Linked DNA regions of Mus musculus: region 1 is linked to region 2. The links are chromatin loops, found by intact Hi-C in ENCODE. Cell type or tissue: heart. All regions are shown on one strand. Each heading gives the region's core, and the rest is flanking DNA. Links, peaks and the distances in the headings are about the cores only.

Region 1 (9,114 bases), core at 746-8,745, 58 kb before region 2:
CCCACAGGCTAAACGGTGACAGCCCTATTCCCATGTGCCCTGGACCATAGCTGTTTTGCAGTCTGACCCAGCTGATGGATGCCCAGTAAAGTTGTCAGATTTAGCAAAGACAAATACAGGTGCTTAGATAAATTAGAATTGCAAATAGGTAATTATTTTTAGCACAAGAATGTCCCAAATACTTCATGGGCTATACTTAAGCAAAAACAGCTAGTTGTTGTTTGTGATTCTAATTTAACTGGGTAGGTGGAGACAGAGCAGTGGCTGTGTGCAGAGAGACCAGGAGCGAGAGGAGAGAGAGAGGAGAGCGAGAGAGAGAGCGAGAGAGAGAGAGAGAGAGAGAGAGAGAGAGAGAGAGAGAGAGAGAGAGAGTGAGAGAGAGAGAGAGAGGAGAGAGAGAGAGAGAGGAGAGAGAGAGGTGTCTTCCCTGCCCACTTGCACCTGTGAGGTCATATATCAGGGGCTGGAGAGATAGTTTAGCAGTTAGAGCGATTGCTCTTGCAGAGGACCTGGGTTCAATTCCTAGCGTCTACCTGGCAGCTCACAACTGTTTATAACTCCAGTCCCAGAGGATCCAATTCCTTCCTCTGGCCTCCATGGGCATGCAGGCACACACGTGTTCCACATCCATACAAGCAGGCAAAGCGTTTTCATGCATCAGCGCTATGACTAGTGACACTACAACTCCTGCTGCAGATGGGGACCTGGAACCTCACTAGGATCCCAGCACCTCAGGTTTGCAGATAAGGAGACTAAGGCCCAGTGAGGAGACTCACTGAAGATGGTGGAGCTGAGCAGCACTGAGAACAGACTTTCCAATTTACAACCCTGGGGACGGGCGTTTCCTTATCCTCTCAGTCTCATCTGAGAGGCAGTTGGTGTCCGTGGTTGGAAGACTCTATCCCGAGTCTGGCTAGGTCTTTGCCCGTTGTGCAACATTAGGACATCTATCTCCCTTTTGATCCTGTCTTCTCAGTGAGCCGGTCATTGTAATGTCTCAGTGTGCTACTGGGGAAAAGTGTGCAAACTGCGCCCTGGGAAACTGACCTGCCTGCAGTATCTTGCTCCTGATTCTTGGCCTGGGAGGCTGAGCCCTCTGCTCTTCTTCTCACTACCTACCGTGTGTGTGTGTGTGTGTGTGTGTGTGTGTGTGTGTGGTATGAATGTGTGTATGTATATGTGTGTATGAGTATATGTGTGTGTATGTCTCACTTGTGTGTGTGTCTCGCCTGTGTGTGTCTCACCTGTGTGTGTGGGGTGTGTATATGTGTGTGTCAGTGTGTATGTGAGTTGTGTATGTCTCACCTGTGTGTGTCACCTGTGTGTATGTGGTGTGTGTGTGAGTATATATATATGTACATATGTGTGTGAGTGTATGTGTGTAGTATGTGTGTATGTGTGTGAGTATATATCTATGTACATGTGTGTGTGAGTGTATCTGTTTGTTTATATGTGTTTGTGGTGTGTGAGTGTGCCACACATCTGTTCTAAGATCTTGCTAACAACAACTTTGCCTCTCTTCTTTATAGTCAACTCCAGTCACTCTCTCCCCACTTTTCAGATTGGAAAGTTCTGGAAGGCACCAGTGGTCCATCAAGCTCCCTGCCTGGATGAAGCAGCCAGGACAGGAGAGTTAGGATGTCTTTGGCTTTACAGAGTGGCACTAGCAAACTCTGCACTCAGGGCTTACTGCTTGCTGCTGTGGCCCCCACATGGCTGGCTTCTGGTTTTTTAGGTAGCTTTGGTGACAGGCCCACTTCCGAGAGCACTCGCCGTGTAGTCAGCATTTGGACTTTGGACAAGTTCATCTGCATGTGCCTCCTTGGTGAAACAGGGACTGTAATCCCTTCCTTGTTGGGTGGTGGTGAAAATGAGATTAGCCTTGAACAGCTCCCAGCAGCGGGCAGGACCAGGAAGCCCTGTGCGACGATGAAGCATCTCCTCTTTTCTTGTCACCTGTTCCCCAGGCTTTTGACAACACTGCTATCCCCTTAGTAACGAGCACCAGAAAGGAGCTGGAAGCTTCTGGAAGCTCACGTAGCTTGTGCTGGCTCCGAGCACAGCTTCTGCTGCCTGCTCCCCAATACCCCAACTTCAAGCTACCCTCGGGCCCCATGGGTGCCTCATTTTGTCTCCAAGTTCAAGATGGCCTCGTCTGGAATGAAGATTGTTTTTGTTTCCTTTTGCTTTATAAACAGAAACACTCCCCAATTTCCCTTCTTAGAGGCCTCAGGAGGAAGCTGAGTCAGGTGGGGTGTGGTTACCGTAAAATCGGTCACCCTCCCCTCACCTCAGGCTTGGCTGCCCCAGTCCGAGAAGGCTGACATGCACACCAGTACATTTCCCTAATGACACGAAAACCAAAATCTCCCCAAAGCACTGTTGCCGTCGAACTCAGGATGGCACCTCTGTGGAAAGAGCAAGGGCTTTGGGAGACCCGGCCTGAGTTAGAACTCCGGCCCCTCCCATTGGTCACTGAGGTAGAGATTGGGCAAGTGAGGGAACTTCGAAGCCAGGCTGTCACTTCTGTTATGGTGGAGCCTGCTTGTAGGATTAGAGGGAGGCTTAGCGCTAATGGATGGAAGACTGGTGGAAAAGCATGCTGAAGTTGCCGTGCCCAGTGACACTGCATTCTTGTCCTTCTCAGGATGACGTCCCGGGCCCTGGGTTCTACAATGTCATCCACCAGTCTCCAGTGTTCAGCAGTGCCTCTCTTTCCAAGAGAGGAACGTGCACTTTTCCCTCCACGGTGAGAGCCCCGGGGCGTTGACCGGTCAGTAATTTCCCCTGTTCACTGCATAATGACACGTTGGGCAGCTGTCCTTTCTCTCCAACCACCCCTGTCCTGATTAAGACAGCAGCCACTTCCTGTGATTTCACAAAGGTAAATCTGACCCTGTGACCTTACGCCGGTCGTCTCCATGGATGCGTGTGGACGAGGTAGGAAGAAAAACTAGGCCTTAGTTGTCCATCGAAAGAAGCAGGTGTCTTCCCGAGGCTTTGAGGCATGCCGGGAAAACTGCTGTGGCTTTCCCTGAAAGGAAAATGATTTTTAACACTTGCTTCATATAACTGGGTTGTTCAAATCATTGGGAATTTGGATGAAAAAAAAACAAAAAACAAAATACAAACAACCCTAGGAGTACAATTAGATGGCTCTGCCAAAGCCAATGGCCAGAGCTGGATTGCTGAGATCCACGTGGTAGGAGAGAGCTGACCTCTGACCTCCACATTCTCTACACTGGACTCAGGGCATAGATATTACTCCCTCACAGTAAGGAGAGAGACAGAGAAACAGAGAGACACACAGAAAGACAGACAGACAGACACATGCACACACACACATGCACACAGAGAGACAGAGATAGAGACAGACAGACAGACAGACACAGTGACAGAGAGGCAGTAAAGAGAGAGACAGAGAAACAGAGACACACAGAAAGACAGACAGACACGTGCACACACACATGTACACACAGAGAGACAGAAACAGACACACAGTGACAGGCAGATACACAGAACAAGGGAGACAGACAGACATACACAGAGAGAGACAGAGACACACACACACAGAGACAGAGGGAGAACACACAGTCCGAGAGAGAGAGAGAGAGAGAGAGAGAGAGAGAGAGAGAGAGAGAGAAATTGGGGGAAGAGAGCACACACACATGGGGCCTGAGACACGGGAATCTTCCTGTTCCTTCCTGGGACTCCATCTTTGTCGAGGACTCTTGCAGTCAAGCATAGAAATGCAACAGCCCTGACCCTGAGCAGACGTGAGTGAAGACTGTGTTCTTCTGCCTTCTGTTTTGGTGTGTAAGCAGAGGATGGCACTCAAGGCTCTTACCACTAAGCTACAGCCTCAGCCTTAAGGGAAGCAAGGGCGGGAAAGAGCCAAGCCAGAGCAACGTTGCCTGAGGTGGAGCAGCGTCGGCGAAAAGCAGGGTCAGAGACTAACATCAATAGAATGCGTGTGCCTGCCTGTCCCTGTAAAGGCTGGGACAGTTCTTACATAGATGGATACAATGCCTGACACCAGGGATCATTTTCTTATTAATCTCACACAAAGGGACCATTTAGGGCCCACCAAACGCGGCCACCTCTTGCTGGGGGTTGGGTTGGTTTGCAGTGGGGAATTTTCAGGAGCAAACTGACTTTGGAGTGAAGGCTCATGGTCTCGGAGCCCTCAGCAAAGTCACAGGATAGCCAGGTCTTTAGCTCCGCGTCAGGAGAAAGACCCCAAAGCAACCATCCAGGTGCCACGTCACAATGCCCCAGCATTGGCCACAGGCCTGGGGACCTAATCCTGACTCAGCCGTGGAGCCTGAATGTGACCTCAAGCACGCCACCCTTCAACATACCAGTTGCCTCAGAGACTCCCTGGAGGCTCTGAGCGAATTGCAGTGAGAAAGACTTTGAAATTGCTGAGCAGTGTAAACAAGCAGGAGCTAGCTAGCTCTGTCAGTACCAGAGTCACCCTTCAGACTGCCCAAAGCGCCTGGCTTCTCTCTGAGAACTCCTCTGGCCGACTGTACACTACTACCCTACCATGAAGGGTCTGGATTAGTGCCCAGTGGATCAGGACGCTGCCAGGCTTCACTGGCCATGACTTTTGAGTGGTTTAACTAACTCTTCACCCAAGAGAGAAGGCCCTGGTAGATCAGAGTGTTACACAATCCAATCAGGTCTTTCACCTCTTTAAAAAAAAATGACCCAGAAGAAAGGAGAGGGGGGACGTCTCTCCCTTCGCTGGCCCTAAGATTCAGCTTTATATTTCTTGTTTTAAATACAAGGCTTGTTTTTAACTATGTGTGTTGAGTCGGGGGAGGGACGGAGAAGCTAAGGCACAAAGGAGTTGCAGATACCTGCAGAGGCCAGCAGAGGGCACCAGGTCCCTAGAAACTGGATGCTTGATGTGGGTGCCAGGAATAGAGTCCAGGCCCTCTCCTGAAGTGCTAGGATGTCTGAGCCCCAGCCTTACACTTGTAAATGTGTGAGTTCCTTGGGACGGGGGTCCTAAGGGTTTGTAATACCTGGCTGCAGCCCACATTGTCCAACCTCAATGAGAGACAGAGAGCCTTTCCCCCACTTCCGGATCCGGAGACTCAGGGAATTCAAGCCTCCCGCCTCAGAGGGAGATCATAAGAGCCCAGGAGGAATGTGTTCAGGGTGAGGCCACCCCGAAATGTCCGTGGGCTTATAAACGCGACACACTTCCTCATGACTGTCATGGGGACAACACCCAACCTTTTGTCACCCCTCAAAGTTCAAATGATATAAAGCACCCACCTCACTAAGGCATTCCGAGTTTTTATTCTAGAATCTTCTACAACCAGGAAGCTAAATGAGGCAGATGGGTGGGGACTTTGGTGGCCTTTCTGGGTTGCCACTGCACAGTGGATTTCATATGTGTTGGGAGAAGTTCTCCAGTGGCAGCATGGGGTCGAGTGGAGACCACAGGCCTGACAGAGAAATGCAGGGGAGTGGGTGTTGCCAACACTAATCCTGTTATGGTACCTCAGCGAACTCGGTGTCACTGGAAAGTTTCTAGAACACCCCACCCCAGCCCCCAAACATAAAAGCAATAAATCTCTGAAGGCAAGAAAGACACCAGGATGGGAAAGAAACGCTCGCAATTTCTCTAGGGCAGAGCCCGCTGATCTCTCTTTTGGACGCCATGGCTGATCTTGGTCACCAGATGGAGGCAAGACTGCCTGGCTGAACGAACATGTCGGTCCCACACCACTTTACTAGCAGAGTTGAATTTCTTGGTAAAGGATTGGCCAAAAACCAAAGGCTGCTGCAGGTTTAGTCTTTGCTGCTGAGAACACTGGGGAGCGCCGCAACCAGAGCTTGGGTTTGAACCCGGGTTAGAATCAGACTAGCACAGCCTGGCTTCTGCCGAAACTCCTACCCTCATACCACCGTGGAGAGCCACCCCCACGAGCCCTCTCCCCTGTGTGTATGTGGCTATTAACCTCCACGGAATGGAGAATCCCCACGGCAGTGTTCCCGAGCCTTTCACTGTAAAGCCATGGGAACGCTCTTGTTTTATCAGACTCTAATACCAGCCACGCTGTCATAGGGCAAAGAGATGTTATCATCGAGTTTCTGTGACTTTTGCCCCCATTCATTTGGCAAACACGAATTGTGTTTGTTTTTGAACTGAAAATACTTTATTGTGCTCTCCCGGAAGGGATGGGATCGGTTCTGTTGAAGCATAGGTCTTTTAGGGTTTTATTGCTGTTTATTTGCTGTTGGTCTGGGTGATAATTATTTATTTATTATTTTTGAGACAGTGTCTCACTGTGTAGCTCAGGCTGGCCTCAAATTTGCAGTCACCCTGTCTCTGCCTCCTGAATCCTGAACCACACGTGTGTGCCACTAAACCCGGCAAGAACACAGTAGGGAGAGGAGGCGTGAGCAAGCGGCCTTCTCTGAGCCTCCCTGTCCCTCCCTGAAGCAGCTCCATGAGAACGCCATGGAGAGCAGTCTTACCTTTCCTGTCTCGGGAGTCACCCCACAGCTGATGAGGCGGGCGTAGTGGTGGGGCACAGGACACTGTGAAAATGTGACGCCAGGAAAGTCACTCTCTCCAGGTCCCAAACAGGTGACGAATACTTTGAGTTAGTTTACAGAAGTTGGAACAGGTCTGAACTTGCATTTCCCAAGATTGAGCCCTCAAAGCTCGAGGTCTGATTACCCCTGGCACCTGCTACGGTCTCGCCTCTTAAGGAAAAACATGCTTGTAAGCTGGGCATGGTGGCTAGTGCCCCACACCCCGGCACTCCCAAAGCGAGGCAGCAGGAAGGCTCCAAGGCTGAGGCTAGCCTATGTAAGGCTGAAGCTAGCCTGAGCTATATACAGTGAGCTCTAGGTCGACTTGGGCTACAGACTGAGGCCCTGTATCAACAAATAATCAGACAAACAAGCAAACCAACAAGCAAATAACAATGGTCAGGGACCTTTGCTTTTGACCTGTCTTTCCCGGCCCCTGGGTCGATTGGCAATGCTAATCCTCCTCCTCTTCCTCAGTGTGCCCGGCTGGGCCCCATCATTTCTAAAAATCCCGCTGCCAACGCGTATACCATCCGGTCAGACTTGGCTTCCAAGAAGGACTTCAGCAATTCCTGTTCCAGCATGTTCCAGCTGCCAAGCTTCATGAAAGTGGAAAAATCTGAAACCCCTGCCCCAAACCATTACAATGTAAGGTCACCGCTGCCCTTGTCCAGTGTCTGTGTGGAGAGGGTGGGCTGCCAACGGGGCAGGGAGGGGCTCAAGGCATGGGGAAACAGGATTTTTTTTTTTTTATTGTAAGTACACTGTAGCTGTCAGACACTCCAGAAGAGGGCGTCAGATCTTGTTACAGATGGTTGTGAACCACCATGTGGTTGCTGGGATTTGAACTCTGGACCTTCGGAAGAGCAGTCGGGTGCTCTTACCCACTGAGCCATCTCACCAGCCCGGGGAAACAGGATTTTAACACCGGAGGTCAGACAGTGAGCATTTATGAGCATGCTGGGGCAGGGGCGGGGTGACCGTGGTTGCAAGAATCTGAATCGTAGGTAACGATGGTGGGTGGCAGGGGCTTCAAGAAGCCCGCTTCTCCCACTCACCCCTGTGTAGACTAGTGTGTCAGGGACGCGATTGTCCCCTGGCATAGCAGGTATATACATACGTACTGCTTCAGCCACCGACATTATTCCTTTACTTTTTAGAATCTGATAAGATAAAACCCAGCTTCTTTTTATTATCTGAAAGTTGCCAATGTTCCGGATGCTGCTGGCTTTGGTTGTGAGACAAGATCTCACTATGTAACTTTCACTGTCCTGGAACTTGCTGTGTAGTCAAGGCTGGCCTCGAATGAGCAGAGATCTCTACCTGTCTCTGTCTCCTCAGTGTTGAAATGAAAGGTGTCTGGAATGGTGTGTGTGTGTGTGTGTGTGTGTGTGTGTGTGTGTGTATTTACATGTGAACTCAAATGTGTGTGAGGGAGCAAGTATCTAAGTGTGTTGACGTGCACACAAGCTCCAGTGTATGTGCTAACATTGGTGCTCTAGGCAGAATAGGGTGAGTGGGAAAGGGTACCTGAAGGAAGTTTGGGCTCAGGTCTCCATTTTGCCACTATCTATGCCTTGCCTATGCTCCACCAGTCTTTTCAAGACTCAGTTTGTTGATCTGTAGAATGGGGGGGTATATGTGTTTGTCTACCAGATTTGATGAAGATACTCAGTAGGAGAACCTAGGTTAAGGAATGAGAGCAGCACCTGGCACAAAGGCCTGCGCAATAGCCCTCAGGGGAGCGGGGGAGCTGTCCTTGGTTAGTCATGGGGTCTGTGGCGCCACAACGGTAAAATAAAATCAATGACGTTTGTCTTGGGAGGCTGTGGGGGAAAGTCAGGCAGACCACAAACCCATGCGAAAGCTCTGAAGTCAGGGTGTGGCCCACACAGAATTCTGGTGAACTTGGCGAAGGGCTGCTTTTCAAAAGCCTGCTCTCAGATACCTCATTCTCGAGGGCCTCTCTTGAAAGACGGTCTGTAAGTCACCATTATCCACATGGCTTCTGCCCACTCTGTGTGAGTAAGCTGGTCAACTGTAAAATGCGCAGAGCGGAGGACAGGGCGGCAGCAGGGAGAGGGGAACTACCAGGTTAGGACTTGGCAGTAGCAAATTGATGGAGGACAGCTGGGTCATTTAGAAATTTCTAGTAGCAGTGTACAGAGCTAAAAAGGAACAGGTGAAGTTAACTTGGTAATATAGCTCACTTAACCCAGCAGATCCAAGATGTCCTTGTTTTGACACCAATCACACAGAGATGATAGGCGATTACTAATGAGCCATCTCGAGGGGAGTCTTTGCAGTCTGGTGTGTATCTGCTCTATGCAGCCTGCCTTAAGTTTGGATCAGTCAAGTTTCCAGGGCTGATTGTGGATACTCTCTTGGTCATGCTGTTCTAGAATGTTCCCCTGGAATAGCTGGACCCTAATGATGACCACGTGATGGTGGCAGCAGGGGTTTGCATGGGCGGAGTCAGCTGGACCTCCAATCACAAAGTCCTTGCATTCATTCCTCACAGAACACTGTATTTAATGGATCGCCTGATTCCGGCTC
Region 2 (9,114 bases), core at 677-8,676:
ATGGTGGGCAGTGTGGAGGTTCAGGTTGTTTTTCCTGGGGAGTCCGAAGCTAGCGCTCCAGGAACCCTTGCAGCCAGCCCCCGCCACTGGGTACTGCTAGGCTGTGGGCTGGAAGCAGGGTGGCTGACAGAGGTGCCAGGCGCTGGGTCTGACCACATGAAAGGCCAGGTGCTCACCACCCACCAGCTGCCTGGAGCTGGTTTCTGACTTACATTGGCCAGCCTTTCCAGGGCCACCTCCCTGTGGAGGCCTAGGACCGCGCTGGGGTGGGGTGGGGAGGTGGTCTGCCACCACAGCTCAGTGTTTCCCTGTCAGGTAGGTGGGTTCTTAGTGGACACTTCACTCAGGAGAAAGCCGAGAGTCAGCAAGGGCAGACTCACTCAGTTTGATTTGAAGCAGATGCGGACCTGACTTTTCACTAATGCCCCAGGGCTGACAAGTTGTTTATTCTCTGAGGGCTGGAGATGTCTGCTTGTCCTAGTAGGATATTCCAGCCAAGGTCACAGTAAGAACAAGGCCACAACAGCAGCAGCAGCAGCAGCAGCAGCTTAAAACACACATCCACACACACACACTCACAGGCACTTGTTGGCATCAGGACCTCTCAAACCTATGACTCCACAGGCACTTACAACACACTCGAACACACACAGACACACCCATACACATATACGTGTGTGTGCACACACACTCAAGCATGCCCACAACATGTTCTCTCTCTCTCTCTCTCTCTCTCTCTCTCTCTCTCTCACACACACACACACACACACACACACACACACACACACACTCACAGGCAACCTCAGACTCCCCAGTTCTCAGAGTGGCTGAGCCCCCAGGTCAATCACTGTAATCTCCAATGGTAGCTTCAAAGTTGACCTGCATTACTCAGCAGGCACAGGCTTTCCTGAACGGAGAAGCCTCTTCTGTCAGCCCATCCGACTTCCAACCCAAACCATTCAGGACACTAGCAGAAAACCTGTTCCGTAAGCCAGCTTCTCCATAGCCCCTGAGGAGAAACCTGAAAAGATTCTCTCTGCAGCCTCCGCAGGCAGCTGTAATTGGCATGCGTGAGTGTGCTGGAGACGTGTGTCTCAAGTGTGTGTGTGTGTGTGTGTGTGTGTGTGTGTGTGTGTGTGTAAAGCATAGAAAAATAAAAAGCAAGAAAGCTTCAGAAATGCCCAATTATTAATGTCTCCACAAAGGGAGAAAGGCATTATTAGCATGTTCCCTAACAGGCTTTAAATCAATCACTGTCATAAAACTGAACCCTGTAAGGACTGCCACTTGGTCACAGCACGCACAGTCCAGGAGATGCAGGCTTGGGTCACTCAGATAATAAGTTCAGGGGTTGGGGCTTGAATCTGGGCCCTAACACTGTGTTTCTATTTTTACTTTAATTGGGGTTCAACTGTCAAAACAGTGTCCTGAGAATCTATTAAAAAAGAAACCTGATGCTTGTAACCATAGTGGTTGGACAGTAGATGTGGCTGTTCAAGCCGGACACACCCCAGAGCTAGCCGGTACATGGGTTCCTGTCTGCAGTTAGGACCCATCAATTCTGCCTGCAAGCGTTTGAGTTCTTAACCTGCTGAGGAAAAGCTCCAAAGAGAGAGACAGAGAAGGGGAGGAAACAACAAGAGGGTCACTGCTAAAGAGGGGAGAAAGGGGAAGTCTGTTTCTTTCCTGCTAGCTCCTTGCCCACAACTTAAAGCGACTCACACCCTCGACTTCTGTCTTCTCCAACATCTGTACCTGATACTGAGGCTGAGAGTGAGGTCAGCGTCAGCCAGTCAAGGGATTCTAGATCCCAGATGTGGGCAGGAATGCACCTGCCTCTCGCCAGACAACACAGATGACCTCACCAAAATCTAGTCCTCGGCTTCCCCAGCGTTAGCACTGCCTCTGGATAAAACTGACCACAATTTATTGAACGCAACTTCAGACCCCTTTCTCTTTGGTAAGCATTTTTACAGCTTTCAGCACACCTAAGAACTCTACAAAGTTCTCTTGTTCCAAATTTCCAAATCAGGAAAATGAAGCTCAGATAAGTCCAACGACTTTTTAAGAATGAACAGCGGAGGAGAGACGGAGCCTGGGTTTGAACCTAAGGAAAGCCACTACAGAGCCCATGTATACAGCCATTACACTATAGTAGCCAGATCGCTTGGGACTGTTCCAACTCAACATAAAGGACCTTTAGAGAAACTCAACTCTTTGCATAAGACAGCTCTGAGAACCACCTCCAAGACGTTCCCTTTGGCAAGAGGAGAGAAAGCTTCCCTGGGGCGGGAGTGTCTCTGATTTCCAAGGCACCTCCAGAGTATCAAAAAGCGATGCCAAGATTCACGGTTTCAGGCAGCCCGGGTGTTTGCCTTCCTCGAAACTGCTCAGCACAGAGAGAAAGAAAAACTATTTTCCCAGGGAAACAGTCAGCTCTAGATAGAGAGCTGAACGTGCCTCAACACGCTAAGGCAGGATCGTCAGCCCATTCATTCACCCTTACAAATTGCCGTGTGAATCCGGGCGCCCGGCCTCCCTTGCTCTTCCCTCTGCAGGGAATCCCAGCCAGCCTCGGTGTGCTGGGGAGGCCGGGAGGCCAGACATCCGTGGCTTTACTCACTCAAGTTCATTCGACATCTTCCTTCTCCGAGGTTCCAGCGATCCGTCTCTGGTTGGCTCGCAGGCGCTGCTGACCACTCGTCTCTTAATTCTCCTCTGACACAGACATTCCCTTCCTGCCCGGGGAAGCGTTTGCTCTACGTTGCGCTTTGGATGTTGAGATTTTGCTGACAGCGGTCCCCGGCTGCGGTGGCGCTGATTGGCTGGAAGCACAGGTGCCGACTGCAGCTAGACCACAGCAGGTGCAGATGTTAACTTTTGGCCCACCAGCAGGGGCGGAGCTCCGGGGGGCTGACTGGGTGGAGCCGGCCAATTCCTTCTTAGCTGAGGGGGTGAGGGGGTGGAGACGAGGGAAAAGGGAGGAGACAAACGTTGGGAAGGAACGGGAGAACTAGAGGAAAAATACAGACAGGTACTTGGCTCAAAGGGAAATCTCTGTCCATCTCATCGCTCGGATCCTGGATCCCACAAACATCTCCCCACAGACACCATATCTCTTTATAGTCACCTTCTCTACCCGGAAAATTTCACGGAAGAGAGCAGGTAGCTCTCTGTGAGTCCCCTCTCTTTTCTCCAGAACTTTCCCCTTCGGGTAACAAACACCACAGGTTCTAGTCTTGTTAGCTAAGTGATTTCTTCCTATTCTCCCAGTAACCAGCTAGGAAGGACTTTCTGTCAACTCTCCCTTCCACCCCAACCAACCCCATGCCCTCTACAGGTGATCGAGGAAATGTAGGTTGGAGAGGCAGGGTGCCTTGCCTAAGGGTGAGAGCCAGTGTCAGAGACCCGTTCAGTCATCTGGGAGACTAGCTACTCCTTGAGTTGAAGTTGGTGGCCTCAGTTGACAGGGGACATTTACTAAGTACCGAGTGTGCAAGGTCTCCTCGCTCTGGGTTCTGGGGCAATAGCGGGGAAAGAAAATGCTGGTTTCTATTCAGGAGGAGCCCCCCCTCCCCCAATGTGCATGAGTGTGTGTGTGTGTGTGTGTGTGTGTGTGAGAGAGAGAGAGAGAGAGAGAGAGAGAGAGAGAGAGAGATGGGGTGGGGAATCAGGGAATTAGGGCAGGGCAGCCTTTCATCTTGTGCGATGCCAATCTGAACGGGATGTGGGCAGACCACATGCCTCTGGCCAGCCCAGAAAGGATGGAAAAGTTGAAGGTGGTTGCCTCAGGAGTCTTAGCTGGCCAGTACACTGTAAGTGCTCTGTGCTAGGCACTCAGGAGATGCCTCTTAGGCGAGGGGATGGTGGGGGATGGGCTATGAACAACCTAGGGTGGTCATCCCCAAATGCCCACAAGTACCAGCAGAAACAGAGAGCTTCCATGGGGTTCATAGGAAAAGAGATCTAAGCTGCGAATCTTGGAATCTCATGCTTACTCTTTTACCAATACCCTCAGCCCCGCCCCCATGCCCACTCTCCCCATCCCCCACTCTCCCAACCATCCCCCCCCACTCCACCCCCAGTTCATTGCTCATTCTTCCTGGGTACCTCACCTTGAGCGTTCCTCTGGAGGAAAGGTGACTTTACCCTGAGAAGCCCTATCTGATAACTCAGGAGGGCCTGCTTAGGATGGGCTACCGGGCTTGAAGACTGATCGGAGTCCTTTCCCATTGGAATCTGTTTGAGGGCTACCCCTAAGGAGCCCTGAGGTTAGCTAAGGACCATGGTGATTGCTAACACGGCTAGCTCTCTCTCCAGTAATGCTTGTGAGAACAGACATCCAGCCCTCAGGTTTCACATGGCTTTATTCTGTTCCCTGCAAAGCCCTTCCGGATTTTCTCACATCATCAGGTGTCTATCTCCCTTCCCTCTGGAACGTGAGTTCCGTAGGAGCAAGAGGCCTTGTCTGCCTTGGTTACTCTCCAGCACTGGCTTAGGTGTCTGGCTCCCAGTAGGTGCTGTGAATGTTGCGTAGATCAGGTATCGTGCCAAGCCTTCTTTATGCATCATGTCAATACCCAAAGTGAGTCAGGCACTTTGCTATCATCCCGTGAGATGAGGGGACCGGGATGCAGATCACTCACTATAGCTGAAGGCAGCGGCAATGTGAGCAGTGACTGGCTCTGAGCGATCGCTTACAGCAGTCACGGTGCTGAGAAGAACTGCAGGCCCGCGGCAGCCCAAAGGATGGCACACTTCTCTTTGTAGTCTTCTCCCTGACTAACTCACCTCATGAAAGGCTGGAGAGTTTCTGTCAGCCGTGTTGCAATGGATGTGGTGTGACTCATGCTTGCTGAGCTTGTGGGGGGGTGGGGGGAGACACTGGGATTTCGGGTGGCATGTCTGTGCTCGCTGGGCTTTATAAACGGGTCCTCTCCCTCTCTGGGTCCTGGCTCTGTGCTCACAGCCATTGTTAGAGATCATCAGAGGGTCTCTGTGACTCCTTACACAGGAAGCCTCCAGAAGGTGCCCCGATAGGTACCACGGATGCAAGGAGCAGGTGTGCAGGGTTCCGGGAGTCCTCCCAGCCATGTGACAAGGCCAACACAGACCTTTGCCACCACAGCTCAAAGAGGCCAAGATTTTGAAGTGATATTGCCCAAGTCTGGCTGCCTGCCTTTCCTAGTCCTTGGGGGTATGATGCAGCCCAGGGCCAGGGGAGGCTGGCATCACTGCCCTTGCATGGACATCCCAGCTCTTGGTTGCTCTAAGAAATTATAAGCATAGACCAGCCAATCAGATGAAACACAATTAGATCCACTAACAGTACTAAGTAATGACAGCTTGCTATTCCGTGTAAAATTACCCCTGTTAGGGCATAGTATTGATAGAAGACACAGAGCTGGGTTTGAGTCCCAGCCCGGGCACCTTATCAGCACCATAAGGTTGGGCCAGTGACCAACCTCAGTTTCCTCATCTGTATTTGGGTACAAAACCATGCTCCAACCTCACAAGTTGAATCGCTTTGTGCTGCACATGACCACTTACGATTCACTTCCTGCAGAAGAGTGTGGTACACCCCCCACCCCCTTAGGACCACTATGCTGAATAAGCACCAGCCCCCAGGGTCACTTACCACACAGCAACACTCAATGGGACAGCCTTGCTAACAGCCCTTCCTCTTAAAATCCCAGGTCTCCATGACTACCCAGATCTCAGGAATACCTATTAGCCTATAAGGAGATATTGAAGTGTAGAATGCCCAACAGAGGTGCTCTGTGGCAACTGTAATGGCAAGATTGGACTCTCCTTCCCCGCCAAGTAGTCTGTGTTGAGCTTGCTAATGCAAGCTAAGAGGTTCCACACAGTCCCGCAGCACCATCACCTTTGAACGAGGCCAGGCACGGAGCTGGGTGGTAAAGACTTAGTGGGCCTTGGGTTTGATCCTTGGCAATCGCCCAACCCCCACCCCAGAAAGTGATTAAGCCAAAATGAGTGCCTACAGACTACACCGCCACTGGGTTCCTGTCCTTCCTAGGGCAGAGGTGGAGATAAAGAGACAAGACTGAAGGCCAAGGAGATGATTCAGTCAGTAAAATGCTTGCCGTGCAAACATAGCCGGAGTTTATCCCCATAACCCACATTAAAAAAAAAAAAAAGCCAGGTGTGGTGGTGCATGCTTGTAAACCCCTGGAGTTAGGGGCTAGAGAAGGCAGATCCTTGGCAGATCTCTGTAGCTCACTGTCTCCTCAGCCTAACCTACTCAGTGAGGTCCATGCCCTTGAGGACCCTCTCTCAAAAAATCCAAGATGGACGGAGCCTGAAAGATGACATTTGAGAACATACCTAGGCCCAGAGAGACGTGCACACATGTGCTCATATAAAGGGAAGACTCTCGTCAGCTGACATCCTCACTCTAAGCAGTGAGCGGAGATATCAGACCTGCACGTCATTTAGCAATGGCAGTTATTGTCACTTAGTCACTCCGTGGCTCTTGCTTAGAATCTTCACCTAACAGTGGGGTCTGGGGTTCCTTTCCCAGATGGGCCTGGTTCCTGCAAGACCATGTCTGCCTTCCCGGAGCTGTGACTTCTGGAACCTTGGATAAGACCTTTCACCAACTGTGAAACTCTGTTTCCCCTCATTTAATCAAGGATGGTTAAACCGAGATGTTGACCACTCCCAGCTAAAAGTGAACTCAGAAAAACCTGTTAATTCCAACAACACCACCGACAACAGGATCGGGGCACAGCCACGCCCTCTGCAGTCAAGGGAAGTGGCCAAGGTCTGGTTCCAGCAGAGGTTCCCTCATTATCTGGTGATAGGAAGATAAACAGTGGCCTCTGTAGGGTCAGGCAGTGGTCTCATGCTTGATGTCACTCAAGCACGTGACACTCAAGCCCTTTGAACTGATCTCTATGATCTAGATGATCTAACAGAGGCCGAGAGAGGTGATGTCACATCTAAGACTCTCCCCATGGTGTCGGGACGGAACCAGACTTTGGTCTGCCTGCCTCCAGAGCCTCGGAAACAGTCCTTTGAATCTGTCTGGTCTATACTGGATTCACAGGTAAGGGGGTCGGGGTGGGGCAGAATGGAAGTTAGCAAATTGGTTGACATTTTGTGTAAAGGAGTTGATGGAGCTGTAAGCTTCCAGAGGGGTGGGAATAGCACCAAGAAAAACCTTACCCAGCGCTTGCCCCAGGTTTCAGCACAACAGATGGTCAATGAATTCAGCAAATGGAAATACGTGTATAATTTACCAAACGTTTAAACATCCTGGACAATCCGGCCATTGCGCCCCTCCCCTCCCCCGCAAGAGAAGACCTCTGAAGGTAGAACCTTTATTCGCAAATCTCAGAGTCTTCACCCTGGGCCTGTGATTTCACATCTGTAAATTTCCCTCTAATATCTCATCCCCAAGTTAGATGAGCCCTTAATGAAAGATTAATGGCAAAAACATTGGTACCTAAGGAAGGCATTGTAGGTGGGTGGGCGCGCCACTTAGCAAGGGGGTCCAAGCAACTAGCTTCCAGTTCCAATGTCAGTGCACAGTGAAGTTCCCAGCATCCATGCCCAGCCATCCTTACAGCACCCCAGTCTACGCATCCAGCTCTTTCCCAGGGGTCAGGGTGAGAATTTGTTATTGGTCCCATTTGGTATGTAGGCTGAAATTCAGAAAGAACCCCTGGCTAAGTGAAGAACCTGGGCTCTTAGATGAAGCATCGCCCCACATACCAGCATAGACCCATGGGGGTCCTGGAGGTCTAGTGTGAGCCCCCCCCTCCAGTTGGCTGTGGTTTTTCTCTATCATCACTAGACCTAAACAGAGGCTTAGAGGATGAGCCCCTCCCCCCACCTTTGTTTGACCTAGGTGTTTCTGGAGGGTCAGGACATGGGAGTGGCCAGCCTCCAGCCCCTTTTACAACAGATCCTGAACAGTATCGCCAGCGACTCTGCCTACATTCCTGCCTAGCGGTTGGTTCCTGGACTGGGTAGGGTCCAAAGTTGCCCTGAAGAGTGTCCCCTTGAAAGTGAGTGGCCTCAAAAATAAGCAGCTGTTTTCCTGATCATCCTTGATAAGGACTCCGAAGGAGGCATACCGCCAGGATTGGCATGAGTAAGAGGTCCCACGCGGGCCTTGTCAGCCTGTCCTTTGGCTAAGCAATTTTATTCCCGGGAATTTGGTATGAGGCAATCACCTCTGGGTGCAGAGGACCCTAAGGGATGCCTATCAGAGTTCCAGTTCTGGTCCTGGCAAATCGGCCTGTTCCAGTGCTCTTTAGCGAGGCTCGGGGAAGAAGAAGAAGGCAACAGTTGTGCAGCCAGGCTCTGGCTGCAATCCAGAAGGGTGCTGTGAACACATCCCTGAACCTTGGATGCCAGTCGCTGGGCCTGCAGTACAGTTGTCAGAGCCTGTAAGTCCTCATTCAACCCTCCCAACTATGAATGAAGCCCCAGAGGGGCACACCTCACCCCGTGAGACCTGAGCGGAGCTGTCTTGGCCTTGGCCTTGGCTTACAGGATGGTTCTTAAGTCTGTCTGTTCCCATCCACACAACCCACTCAGAAAGAGAAGGAAGGCATTGGGGACCCCGGAGGTAAAAGGAACAGGTGCAGTTTATAGTTGATTATTTTTATTCATCTGTCAACATGACTTCTTTTGTTAGGAAGAAAAAGGAAATTTTATAGTTATTAAAGAGGAGCCAATCAGACAGGCTTGTGCCAAGCTGAGCAGGGAACAGGAGAAGTGCTAAGGTATTCGGTGGGGGGGTCTTTGCCTTGTGGGCAGGAACTGGCTAGAAAAGGTGGAAGCCAGAGGGAGGGGCCCACAGGGGCCAGGATCCCGGAAGGAGCAGGCTTGTTTGAAAAGACATTTTAGCCCCATGGGTCCCTGGGAAGGGGGGAGGGGGAGAGCCCTGAATCTCACTCTTCCTGGGGACTTGTATTGGGCCCTGGCTATCTCTGGGTCCATCACTAGTCTGTGCCCGTGAAAGATACTGCCCACTCCCAACTAAAAGTGAACTCAGGAAAACCAGTTAATTCCAACACCATCACTGCAAACAGCCTTGCGGCACACCCAAACCCTCTGCAGTGAAAGGAAGTGGCCAAG

Evidence for each region. Hi-C counts contacts between places; a loop is a spot of excess contacts. Peaks named below come from ENCODE experiments on the same cell type or tissue, not always from the same donor. Only the 100,000 strongest peaks of a DNase experiment are listed, where the experiment ranks them.
Region 1: it touches region 2 in a loop (2.1-fold over the local background); 5 of 42 quality-filtered maps call a loop at or near these places.

What each region holds. Positions count from the first base shown.
Region 1 is chr4:135,512,237-135,521,350 of GRCm38, forward strand. Stpg1 (sperm tail PG rich repeat containing 1) reads left to right here. Exons shown (of 9, transcript NM_030189.3): 4 at 2,648-2,749; 5 at 7,036-7,206. Among named protein-coding and RNA genes, the nearest start is that of Stpg1, 21 kb to the left of the region's middle. In heart, for the core only: a CTCF peak has its summit at 4,883 (motif pointing right); no DNase peak of the experiment used is centred there; H3K27ac peaks cover 554 bases.
Region 2 is chr4:135,570,785-135,579,898 of GRCm38, forward strand. Grhl3 (grainyhead like transcription factor 3) reads right to left here and starts at 2,848. Exons shown (of 16, transcript NM_001013756.2): 1 at 2,624-2,848. The coding sequence starts at 2,640. It overlaps Gm30888 (a long non-coding RNA gene), which reads left to right and starts at 2,796. Exons shown (of 3, transcript XR_390832.2): 1 at 2,796-2,864; 2 at 6,545-7,072; 3 at 7,877-9,114. In heart, for the core only: a CTCF peak has its summit at 4,750; a DNase peak (open chromatin) is centred at 2,737; H3K4me3 peaks cover 1,883 bases; H3K27ac peaks cover 2,057 bases; H3K27me3 peaks cover 5,466 bases.